2 separate regions of the Homo sapiens genome follow, and region 2 is linked to region 1. Evidence: read pairs that join two places in POLR2A ChIA-PET (ENCODE). Cell type or tissue: GM12878. All regions are shown on one strand. Links, peaks and the distances in the headings refer to the core of each region. The heading gives the core; the rest is flanking DNA. Region 1 has its middle 43 kb from the start of MIR4444-1. Region 2 has its middle 280 kb from the start of MIR4444-1.

Region 1 (2,815 bases), core at 291-2,790:
ACCCTGCACATGCTAACATCCCTCTCCCTCCCTATACCCAGTCCCTAAAGTACCCATAACTTCTACTGTTCAGGGAGAAGGGGCGTTTAGAGCGAGAGCCTCCCCTTCTTCCTTCTTGGCCAGTGAATAAAACCTGATTGCCTTTTCCAACTGGACATTCTTCCTTTGCCATCAATACAAAGTGGGGAAAAAACTCAGTTTACTGGCAACAAGTCCAAACCAATGGCCTCATGTAAATTTTATTTAATACCTCCCAAAGGTCACCTCTCCAAATACCATCACACTGGGGTTCGGGCTTCAAGATATGCATTTTGGAGGGGATACAATTCAGTCCATAGCAGGTTCTTTGATTTCCCATTTCTCATTGATTCTGAGTATCTTTCCCAGGTAACTGCTGGGAGGAGAGGTGCCTAGGTCAATGCAGGAGTTAAATACTTTTGGTCGCTTGTCTTAACAGCATGAATTTCAAGCAGAGCTTCTAGGAGTGGCTGCTCAGTTTTGGACTGCAGTTACCTGCCCCCATCTCTCCCTTGGCCGGGCTCTAATGCAGGGCATCTTTTCCTAACGTATACAAAGGCTTGTTTCTGGCTTGTTTTTTGAACGGATTCCAAATCTTACAAGTGTAACAGTAACGATCCCATTAGATACGCAGATTCTGACCCAATTTCCTAGGACTGAAAAAAAAAAAAAAAGAATGATTTTGAAAGGTGAAAATAAATCAGTCCTCATGTCATGCAGCTGAGGTTCTCCCTCTTCCCCAAGAGTGATTTTTTTTTTTGTTGGGACACTTTTCCACATCTCACACATACCCTGTTCCTCCACTCCCTACTCATTTGCCTGACTTGTCTGGATATGTTTAAGTAGCACACCCAGTCTGAGTCCATTGTCAAGGGCCCCTCGAGGCCTCTGCAAGGCCTGCCCTGCCAGTTTGACAAACATGCCCAGGCATGCTTGAACTCCAGCAATGGACAACAGATTTTCCACTATACAAATAAAGGGAGGAAGCAGGCAAAGAAGTATTGCAGAGGTCCAGGAAAAGAGAGGGAGAGCACAGTGCCACTGTGCCACTGCCTGCCTCAGGTTCTCTTTTGATTTGCATTTTTAATGGTAAATTTTGGTACAAAAGTTGCCATATACTCAGCGGTCAGCCTTTCTCCTCTCCACATCTTGGGCCATAAGTCCTTGGCGTGTCGGATTCTATTTCCTTCCTGGTCTATGTGTAGTGCTCACCAAAAATGCTTAAGACCCATGCTTGATGATGAAAAAAAATTCTATTTAAGGAATGGTGACCAAAAATGAACTTAGATGTGAAACTAAAACAAACAAAAAGCTTTTCACTTTGCTTTGAACTGGGCACACTCTTTTAACAGTAGGGCACTTCCTGCGTGTAATGTAGCTCTGCTGTGACCAGTTTCACCACGTCTGTTCAATGACTGCCTTGGGAACCAGATCAATCGTGGTCTACCCTTTAAAGGTAGCAGCACTAATTCCTGCTGCCAGCCTCAGCTCAGACACAATGGAGAAACAATTCCCCAATGTTAGACTTAATCACATTGATCTATTTTTCTGTAGCTCTGGTCTTTGCAAGAAACAATGAATGTACAGCCAAACTCACTTAAATGTGATTATGTCAGCCGTTCTATTATCTCTGTATCTTGTATTTTGGGGGCTGTTAATGATATATCATAGCAGATAATAGAAATTTGAATTTGTTTCTTTAAAAGTAGCCAGATGAGCAAGTACATGAAATGACTACAAAGAGTCCATTTCAAATCTTGTTGAAGGTCATAATGAAGATGGTTGTCTTATAATCTCTTACCAACGGAGGTGTTGGGGAAGAAAAAAATCCCCCTTCCAACAACTAAATTAGTTAGGGTGGCCTCAATCTCTCATCATCCACATTGATCAATATTCTCACTACTTCTTTATTTTTATGAAAAATGGGGAGGGACAGTGCAATCCTATCATCTCCACATTTATACAAGGAGTTCTTGAGAGTTAAGGCAGAATGCAGTCCTCCGGGTCCCTTTATGTGGTCAAATAACCCACAATTTTTGGCTGGCCTCACCCAGTCTTCGTTGATTCCCTTTCCCTTGCAACTATAGGTGCAGCCATGGGACCAAGTTCTGGCCAAAGGTTTCCAAGTGGAAGAGAGCTTCTGGGAGCCTTCCTTGACGTGCAGCACACCCTTTGCCTCTCCATGCCTTCCTGCTTCCTGCTGCTTAAAGCTTGAGTGCTGTAACCATGAAGCATGAGCATGCCAAGCACAGCTGAACAGCAAGACAGAGGACCTTGGGTCCCTCAAACCATGAATCACTGTATCAGTCCTAGCCCCACCACTCAGACTTTTGTGTGAGAAAGAAATTTAACCCGTGACTCAAAACAACAAGTTTATTCTATTTTTTTTTTTGAGATGGAGTCTCACTCTGCTGCCCAGGCTGGAGTGCAGTAGTGTGATCTCAGCTCACTGCAACCTCCTCCAAGTGATTCTCCTGCCTCAGCCTCCTGAGTAGCTGGGATTACAGGCACGCGCCACCACACCTGGCTAATTTTTGTATATTTAGTAGAGATGGGGTTTCATCATGTTGGTTAGGCCGGTCTCGAACTCCTGACCTTGTGATCTGCCTGCCTTGGACTCCCAAAGTGCTGGGATTACAGGCGTGAGCCACCATGCCCAGCGCAAGTTTATTCTTGATCACACCACATGTCCATTGCTGGTCAGCAGGGGGACTCTGCTCATTGTGGGTACTCAGAAAGCCAGGCTGACAGTGTCCATGTCAACCAATGCTTCCACCATTGCTGACAAAGACAAAAG
Region 2 (2,815 bases), core at 219-2,718, 240 kb after region 1:
ACCCTGTCTCTACTAAAAATACAAAAATTAGCCAGGCATGGTAGTGCACGTCTGTAGTCCCAGTTACTCAGGAGGCTGAAGCAGGAGAATTGCTTGAACCCGGGAGGCAGAGGTTGCAGTGAGCCGAGATCACGTCACTATACTCCAACCTGGGCAACAGAGCGAGAATCTGTCTCCAAAAACCCAAAAGCAAACAAACCCATGGATCAGATCTTACCTACCATGGATTTTCATTGGTAAATAAACTCTTGGTATTCTGTATCTGCAAGGAGTCATCTGATATGCATGTCTGTTTGTTAAACTAGATTTTACTACAGCTTTTTGGGGTTGGTTTAAAGACTGTATTAGCACTGCATTCCTAATTAACTGCTGACACAAATACTAAGGGGGCAAGAGTGTTGCCCACAGCTTGCCTGCAGTTACCAGGTGTAATTATGCACATAGTAGAGATTCAAATCAAGAATAAATCAGTTTCTGGAAACATGCTGTAAGCACTCAGTGTATCGCCCTGCCATTTCCCCCGTTAGCGTTTTTGAGGCATGCACCCAATAGAAGAAATAGCAGGTAGCTACTGTTTAGCTGAATTTAACCTCTGAAGATAAGCATTTCTCCATGTTGTTGGCCAAACATAGAATTTTCTTTTTGCTTTTCACATGTAATGGGAATACAATGATTTCTTCTCATTGCCAAATCTTAGCTGAAGGAAACCTCAGATAATTTTGAAAACTCTCTTATTTTACCAGTTAACAGACATGGCCTAAAACAGTGATATAACTGTTTAAAGTCATCCAATTGGTTAGGGAGGGCTAACCAGAGAAGCTAGGTTTTTCTCACCACACTACACTTTTCATTTGGGAAACGGGGAGTGTTCATGGTTTGATGAATCAAGTACAGTGTAGGGAGCAGACTGTTATGGTCTGTAGACATAAGTGGGATTCAATTTTCTTGTTTGTTGAATGAGAATTATGCTTGTTATGTTATTAGAATGTTTGGGTCAGGAGCAAGTTCTTTTCAAAATAAATAATTTTATTTTGGAGAAATAAAGCAATCTGGGGAAAATTGCCACTGGCCAGTCCTTTTAAATCAATTCACAGGGTCAGTAGACTCTAGTACCGAGGTTGGATATGCTAAGGATAGAGCGAGAGAAAGAGCTCAGTGACTTTTTCAACAACTAGAGTTACTTGCTTAATTATACTTTTTTTTTTTTTAAAAAAGACCTTCGAGGTACAGTATGAGCAGGGAGTAGGGTGAGGACTTCCCTCAGCACCCATCACCAAGTACTCTCAGGGCACCAGCAGGCCCCCATGAAATAGGTGCTGCCAGAAGCCCATGCCTAAAATTTGCTTGGGATTCATCTCTTCCCTTTCTTTTTTATGATGCTGAACCAGAGGATAAAAAGATAAAGAATTGCACAGCCTGGCACGTGAATGCTTCCCCACTGCGTGCTGCTGTTGTGGGGAGGAAGTAGCAGCCGCCAACCGCTGTTTTATTAATAATGAGGCATTCACATAAATTCCATGCAAAATTGATTTTTGACTGTTATATAAGAATCAAATACTAGGCTTTAAAAAGTAATTGAGAAATCTATTTGTAATTTACTTTGCCTATAAGAACCCGCTGTCCTGCCATAAACAATTTTACAGTATTTTCCCCCCTGTTAAACAGCTATTTTTTACACATCTGTTTGGCCCTTTTGCACGACATGCAGTCAGGAGGTGTAACGAATACAGGTTTGAAACAACATGTGGCCACCATTTCTTTCAGTTTCATCTTCAAGGGGATCTCTTGAAAGTTGTGATATCATTTTCATCACAGTACAAGTGAAGTATGTTAATGGCTAGTTATCTGACACTGGGTGTTGACTGATGAGTCATAAATATGCCTTCTGGTGGTAGGAAAGCATGATGACAAAGCTAAGTAATGAAAAAAAAAAGAAAAAAAAACCCAAACCAACGAACCAAAACAGTCTGTTTCTCACTTGTCTTTAAATGCCTTAAGGGCTATGGTCAAATGGAAAGTTCTGTTACAAAGAGTTTCTCTGGGAACCTATTCAATATTCAGCAGTCCTGTACATATTCAACTGTACCAAAAGTATTTAAAGTGTAATTGATTTATTTCTAATTTTTCTTAAGATGGAAATTAGATGGACAAGAAAAGTTTTAAAAGACATAGGTAATGTTACATATTTTGGCTTAACTTCTATTTTCTAAGGATTATTTCTCAGAAGAGAACATGCTTCTGTTCTTATTCTAGGACTTTTTTTTTTTCCAAAAGAAATCCCTTAAAAAGAAAAACAAATCCCTAGTATATTTAAAAAATCCATTCCCCACCATGATCAAATTAGAACATTTCCATCACCCTAGAAGTTCCCTTGTGCTCCTACAGTCAATATATTCCCCCAGCTCTTGGCCCCAGCCAACCAACTACTGATCTGCTTTTTGTTGCTATGGTTTTGCCTTTCCTAGAATTTCATACAGACAGAATCATAGTATGTAGCCCTTTGTGTTTACCTTTTTTCACTTAGCATAATATTTTTGAGATTCACCTATGTTGTCGAGAGTACTAATATTTTGTTGCTTTTATAGTAATACTCCATTGGATATACCACAATTTGTTTATCCATTCACTGGTTAATAGATACTTGGGTTGCTTTCAGTTTTGACGATTATGAATAATGCTGCTATAAACATTGATGTAAAAGTTTTGCGTGGACACATTTTTATCTCTCTTGGGTAAATATCTAGGATAAAGATTGCTGGGTCACATGGCTTGTATATGTTTAACTATATAAGAAATAGTACCATTTTATACTGTC

Evidence for each region. ChIA-PET counts read pairs that join two places held together with the same protein. Peaks named below come from ENCODE experiments on the same cell type or tissue, not always from the same donor. Only the 100,000 strongest peaks of a DNase experiment are listed, where the experiment ranks them.
Region 2: POLR2A ChIA-PET joins it to region 1 with 5 read pairs; 1 of 35 experiments calls an interaction of 5 or more read pairs at or near these places.

What each region holds. Positions count from the first base shown.
Region 1 is chr2:177,168,477-177,171,291 of GRCh38, reverse strand. No RefSeq gene overlaps it. Among named protein-coding and RNA genes, the nearest start is that of MIR4444-1, 43 kb to the left of the region's middle. RefSeq lists enhancers at 845-1,014, 593-1,792, 2,677-2,815. In GM12878, for the core only: no CTCF peak of the experiment used is centred there; DNase peaks (open chromatin) are centred at 926 and 1,321; H3K4me3 peaks cover 384 bases; H3K27ac peaks cover 1,862 bases.
Region 2 is chr2:176,931,049-176,933,863 of GRCh38, reverse strand. No RefSeq gene overlaps it. Among named protein-coding and RNA genes, the nearest start is that of MIR4444-1, 280 kb to the left of the region's middle. RefSeq lists an enhancer at 1,665-1,964. In GM12878, for the core only: no CTCF peak of the experiment used is centred there; a DNase peak (open chromatin) is centred at 1,753; H3K27ac peaks cover 2,271 bases.